Linked DNA regions of Homo sapiens: region 2 is linked to region 1. A link is a contact called in ENCODE Hi-C or POLR2A ChIA-PET data. All regions are on one chromosome and are shown on one strand. Each heading gives the region's core, a stretch centred on a gene start or an enhancer-like site at or near the end of the contact. The rest is flanking DNA. Distances are from core to core; before and after follow the strand shown.

Evidence for each region. A loop is a pair of places that touch in the nucleus more often than their neighbours do. ChIA-PET counts read pairs that join two places held with the same protein, here RNA polymerase II (POLR2A). Pooled maps may share reads with other maps.
Region 2: a pooled map shows a loop between it and region 1 (3-fold over the local background). The contact joins two enhancer-like sites. A Hi-C loop is called at or near these places in 3 of 50 pooled maps. POLR2A ChIA-PET finds 5 or more read pairs at or near these places in 3 of 52 experiments (HepG2, activated B cell and activated naive CD4-positive, alpha-beta T cell).

The regions. Positions count from the first base shown.
Region 1 is chr3:58,176,007-58,179,116 of GRCh38, forward strand. LOC124909485 reads left to right here. Exons shown (of 6, transcript XM_047449435.1): 4 at 1,702-1,840; 5 at 1,921-2,001. Among named protein-coding and RNA genes, the nearest start is that of FLNB-AS1, 6.9 kb to the left of the region's middle. RefSeq lists an enhancer at 2,638-2,687. Within about 2 kb of position 1,850, at least 8 of the 41 ENCODE cell types and tissues checked have a DNase peak (open chromatin) inside an H3K27ac peak, as active enhancers do.
Region 2 is chr3:58,462,247-58,465,379 of GRCh38, forward strand. The region is part of intron 1 of LOC107986092 (a long non-coding RNA gene); the gene reads left to right. Among named protein-coding and RNA genes, the nearest start is that of KCTD6, 28 kb to the right of the region's middle. Within about 2 kb of position 1,498, at least 3 of the 41 ENCODE cell types and tissues checked have a DNase peak (open chromatin) inside an H3K27ac peak, as active enhancers do.

The DNA.
Region 1 (3,110 bases), core at 600-3,099:
GTCACCTTCTCTGTGCCTCACTGCTCTCATCTGTAAAATACGGAAATAATGGGAAACTTCCATTCTAAAATCAGATGAACTCCAGAAAGGCATCTCCCCCTGCCTCCCTCCCGCTCAGCACATCCACCCCGCAACTGGCCTGGGCAAACTTTCCTCAACCCAAAGCTGTTGAGAGAGGGACTGCCTGAGTGTTGCAGAGATTCGGCTCCCCAAGGCAGACTGGAAGGGGCACCCCAGCTAGGGAAAGGGAGGCTTATGGAGAAGCCATTAAGCGTGGTGGCTCTAAGGTTGGGCTGGGGATTCAAATCCTGGCCCTGCCATGACCTCTGGCAGGCAGGTCACTGATCCTTCACAGAAAACTGTGCCTCAGTTTTCTTTCCAATGAAATGGGGTAACAGGACCCACCCCATAGAGTGTTCTGAGAACTCACTGACAAAATATACGTAAAGAGCATTTCAGGCCAGGCATGGTGGCTCACTCCTGCAATCCCAGCACTTTGGGAGGCCAAGATGGGTGGATCACTTGAGGTCAGGAGTTCAAGACCAGCCTGGCCAACATGGTAAAACCCCGTTTCTACTAAAAATACAAAAATTAGCCAGATGTGATGGCATGTGCCTGTAATCCCAGTGGGGAGGCTGAGGCAGAAGGGTTGCTTGAACCCAGGAGGTGGAGGTTGTGGTGAGCCAAGATCACGCCACTGTACTCCAGCCTGGGTGACAGAGCGAGACTGTCTCAAAAAAAAAAAAAAAAAAAGGCATTTCACAGAGTCCAGTACATGATAAGTGTTCGTGAAATTACTATTATTGGTGTAAAGGAACTAAGACATTAAGTTCTGAGTCCTAGGAAAGCAGTGTGGTGTGGCAGACAGAGTCTTGGTCTGGGCATTAGGGTTAGGCAGTATCAGTAGGAGTGGGTGGGGTGGGGTGGGCCAACCACAGAACTCTGTCTGAGGTGGGATGTTGGTGGCCTCAGGGAGTGGCCAGAAAGGTGGGAGGAGAAAGGGGTGAGTCACATGCACCTAGGAGGGCTCCAGCCCACATGCCAGCCTGTTCTTGTCCCCTGGTTTCAGAGCTTCACCATTTTCCCTTTGCATAGGCCTAGGCCAGTGACAGACCTGAGGGCTGCTCCCACACTGCGCCATCCCAGGGATTGTTAGATGGATGGAGCTTAAATAAGTTAATAAACTAAGAGTAAGAAAATTATCATCGTAAGTAACACTAACGCTATGCACTGAGACTTACTATCACATTTTTTAAAGGAGAGTTTGTCAAGGCTCAGAAAGGTTTAGTGACTGGCCGGGCGCGGTGTCTCACGCCTGTAATCTCAGCATTTTGGGAGGCAGAGGCAGGTGGATCACTTGAGGTCAGGAGTTCAAGACCAGCCTGCCCAACATGGTGAAACACCACCTCTACTAAAAGTACAAAAATTAGCCGGGCGTGATGATGGGCGCCTGTAGTCCCAGCTACTTGGTAGGCTGAGACAGGAGAATCGCTTGAACCCGGCAGGCAGAAGTTGCAGTGAGCCGAGATCGCGCCATTGCACTCCAGCCTGGGCGACAGAGCAAGACTAAAAAGAAAAAAAAAAAAAAAAAGGTTTGGTGACTTCCCCAAGGTCACACAGGTAGTCATTAATGGTCAAGGCTGTGTTAAAACTCGGTAAACCTGTCTAGGAACGGGGCCGTGAAGTTGTGCACGGCTCCAGACACAGAAAACAGAAGCCAGAGGAGGCTCTCCTAGCGGGCCGTTGGCCTCCTTGGGCCCGCGGAAGGCGGCCCTTTGGGAGCGCCTCTCTGCACCGTCCCAGCTCCGCTCCCCTCTCGGGGAAGTTGTGGGCCTCGGGGGTGAGAGGACGACTGCCTGGGTTGTCGTGGCCGCAGTGACCGCTAGGGGTCGCCTTGGACACGCGAAATACGTCCGCGAGCGGAGTCCCTGCGGTGGGGAAGGCGCGGGCTCTCCCAGACCAGGAGGAGGGGGACCCACCCACCTCTCTTCTTCTGCGCTGGTAAGTCCGGGGGCTCCAGCGCAGAAGCTTCGGGGGTGGGGCAGAGAGGCTGTCTGGAGTTCTAGCAGCAGACTCCGCCCCGCAACCGATTGACTCCAGGGTCCTGCCGCCCCCAAGCCCCGAAACTCCTGACTTCCTCCCTTCACCCCTCACCCCCACTGTCCCCAGTAACAGAGCCAATGTGAAGTGCGCCTAGGCATAATTTACTTGAGCACATTTCCCGGGCACCTACTGTGTGCCAGGCTCGGCCCGCGGAGACACCCGAGTTACAGGGCAGGGCAGGATCAGCTCCGCGAGGCCAGGGCGTTTTGTCCTGTTGTTCACTTGCAGCCCGGGACACACAGTAGGCCCTCCGCCAGGAGAGAATGACTAACTGGTGCTTAGCTCCTGCTCAGGCAGCCTGCAGGCGAAAGGTTCATCAGTCACTACTGTGCGTGCCCCGGGGAGGCATCTCAGACCCAGCTATTCCACTTAACCTGAGTTTCTTCCCCAAATTTCCCAAACCCCTCACAGTCCATTTCACACGTGGAAAGACTGAGGCCCAGAGGGCAGTCTATACATCCGTGGCCTTTCTTGCCTTTCTAACTGGGGGGTCCCAGGCTGCAACACTCTTCCCCTGTGCTTTGCCCCTGGCTAACTCATGTTCACAGTTCAGGTCTCAGTCAAACGGCACCTCTTCCAGGAAGCCTTCCCTGACCCACTCACTGCAACCTGGCTAAGCGTCTGCCTCCCCTTCTAGAGGGTGAAACCCTGAGAGCAGGAAGTACCTGGGCTCTGTCTTTCCTCATCTACATTTTGAGCCTGGCTTGGTGCCTGGCACAGGGTCAGAAGCTAATGACGTTTGTTGAATGAAAAGTGGAAGGCAAGCGGCCCCAGGGCCCTGTGGGCAGCCTCCTTCTCCCTGGTCAGGGAGGCAGAAGGTGTGAGGATCCAGGTGGCTGACTTTGTGGTACCGCCGAGGCGTCAGGTGGGTCCTCCCCTGCCCCGCCCTGCCTGCGCCTCTCTCAAGTGCCCATCCCACTTCCTGGGAGAATTTTGTGTCTGTAACACAAGGACGTGGGTTTTGGGGTTAAACCCAGAGATTCCTCAGTTTACTCATTTGCGAGAGT
Region 2 (3,133 bases), core at 248-2,747, 290 kb after region 1:
AGGTGATCCACCTGTCTCAGCCTCCCAAAGGGCTGGGATTACAGGTGTGAGCCACCACGTCTGGCCGAATCTCTACTTTTTTTTTTTTTAATTTTTACCACATATTGAATTATATTGTATATTTATGTTATATTATGTGATGAAACATAGATATGTTAACACATATTATGTGTAGTGTAGTATATTAATATATGTATATTATACTGCACATACATATTATATGATATATTTAGAGATACAGTTAGCATCTCTTCTTGGTTTTTACCACATACTTACATTTTATATTTTATATATATTATTTATTTATTTATTTATTTTGAGACAGAGTCTCACTCTGTCAAACCTGTGCCGCCCGGGTTCAAGTTATTCTCCTGCCTCAGCCTCCCGAGTAGCTGGGGTTATAGGCATCTGCCACCGTGCCCGGCTAATTTTTGTATTTTTAGTAGAGACGGGGTTTCACCATCTTGGCCAGGCTGGTCTTGAACTCCTGACCTCGTGATCCACCTGCCTCGGCCTCCCAAAGTTCTAGGATTACAGGCGTGAGTCACTGTGCCCGGCCTTATTTTATATTATTTTAATATTTTGTACTTATGTATTTCTGACATCAGAAAATTGCCAAACCTATTACAAGAGAGGCCATGAGAAAGGGTGGCTATTTGTAGGCATGAAGCCATTTTCTAGGAGCAGCCAGGGAAGGGTTAAGAGTCATGGCCGCCTAGGCCTCCTCCAGCCCAGTGGTCTGCCTGTAAGTGTTGTCTGGAGGCCCTGCCGCTTTCCTGCAGGGTGTGATGATCCCTTTTACTCTGCGCCTGCCGGGAGCCATAGAGAAGTTGAGAGAGGGGTGGAAAAGGGGAAAGAGGGCTGGCTTGGGGAAAGAGGGCTGGCTTGGGAAAAGACTCAGATGAAATCAAAGGTGCTGAGTTTACTGTGGGACCTAAGAATGAATGAAGGGAAATCTGAGAGCCACCACAGCATTTCTTGAGCAATGTGCTTGGCGCTGCGCCAGGTATTTTATGCCCTTCTCCTCATTTAATTTAACCCTCCCTCACAACGCCTCTCAGAGGTGGTTACTATTAATTATTAATAAACTTATTTGGATAGATGACATACACACAGTATACAGTTGAAAGGGTCCAAAGACTTTACTGTGAAAGGTGAGTCTAAGAGAAGTCGGACAAACGAGTATAGAGATAAAGCAAATACAAACATGCTAACCACATGAAATCTAGGCGCTGAGTATGCGGGAATTTATTGCACTATTCTCTCAACTTTTCTGTTTGAAAGTTTTTCATAATAAAAGTTGAGGGGAGGGGAAAGTGAGTTTCCCTGCTGTCCCCATCTCCTTTATGCGGTTCCCCTCCCAGGAGGCCAGCACGGATACTAGTTTCCTGCTCCTACTGATACTCAGTTTATATGGGCATGCACGCATGCGTACACACGCAGGCACACACATGGGTCCATTTGGTTACTTCTGGTACCTTATTGATAGAATTTCATTTTTGAAAGCTTTAGAGGCGTAGCTTTTTAGAAAAGGGAATTCCTAAAGGTGGATCCCCACATTCGCTTTCCCAGGGGAAGGTGACTATTTTGTTGCCCAGGCTCACCCCTAGAGGTCGCCTCTTCGCTTGACTGGCAGCTGCTAGGGCAGAAGGTGCACAAACCACGGTCGGGGCTGCTCCCATGTGACTCATGAGATGCGCAGCCTTCCAAAAGTATTCACACTTATGTTTTCTGGCCTTAGCCACGTTTCTTGTGGGTTGCAATACTCAGACACAGAACCCACATTTTGGCTTTGCAGAGGCAAAAAGCTGACAGAGGGACAGGTTGTCCAGAAAGCTTCGCCCACACACTGTACTGTAAACTTCCAGAGGATGAATAAAACACCTATTTCCAGGCACAAAAGAGACACTTCTCAGTGTCCCAAACATTTCGATGCTGATTACTTCACTAGATTAAAAAATTTTTTTTGACTAAAGGAAAGCCGTTTTATTAAATACATTAGAACTGACTTATAGCATTGGTGTTAATGTCTCTCTGAACGATTATACCAGTCTTATGTTTTGTTCTTATATTTAGGGAGGCAAGATTTCATCACATTATCTCTGGGTGTGTGTGAAAAAGAACTATATTATAATAGTGTGTATATTCCTTTTTAAAAGTAATTGAATCAATGCCAATAGATAAATGACTAGTTTAAATTAACCACACAGAAATGTTATTTGATTTTTTAAATTTATTTTAAGATAGGGTCTCACTCTCTCCCCCCCAGGCTGGAATGCATTGGCACAATTTTGGCTCACTGCAACCTCCACCTCCTGGGCTCAAGTGATCCTCCCACCTCAGCCTCCCAAGTAGCTGGGACCACAGGCACGTGCCACAACTCCTGGCTAATTTTTTCTTTTCTTTTTTTTTTTTTTTTTTTGTAGATACAGGGGTCTTGCCATGTTGCCCAGGCTGGTCTCCTGGGCTCAAGCGATCCACCTGCCTTGGCCTCTCAAAATGCTGGGATTACAGGCATGAGCCACTGTGCCCAGCCAGAAATGTTATTTTATTAATGTTGAACATGTACAGTAACTTGAAGCAGACTATTATTCTGTTTTCATGCTGCCATGAAGACATACCTGAGACTGGGTAATTTATAAGGAAAAGAGATTTAATTAATTCACAATTCCACGTGGTTAGAGAGGCCTCAGGAAACTTACAATCACGGTGGCAGGTGAAAGAAGTGAATGCTGAGCAAAGGGGGAAGCCCCTTATAAAACCATCAGATCTCGTGAGAACTCACTCACTATCATGAGAACAGCAAGAGGGTAACTGCCTCTGATTGAATTATCTCCACCTGGTCCCTCCCATGACATGTGGGGATTATGGGAACTGCAATTCAAAATGAGATTTGTGTGGGCACACAGCCAAACCATAGCAAGACTATTTTTGCCATTTAATTATTTAAAATTTTTTTGTTTTATATGTATTTTTTGAGACAGGGTCTCAATCTGTCACCCAGGCTGGAATGCAGTGGTATGATGTTGGCTCACTGCAACCTCCACCTCCCAGGCTCAAACAATCCTCCTGCCTCAGCCTCCTAAGTAGCTGGGACTACTGGGGCATGCCACCATGCCTGGCTAACATTTGT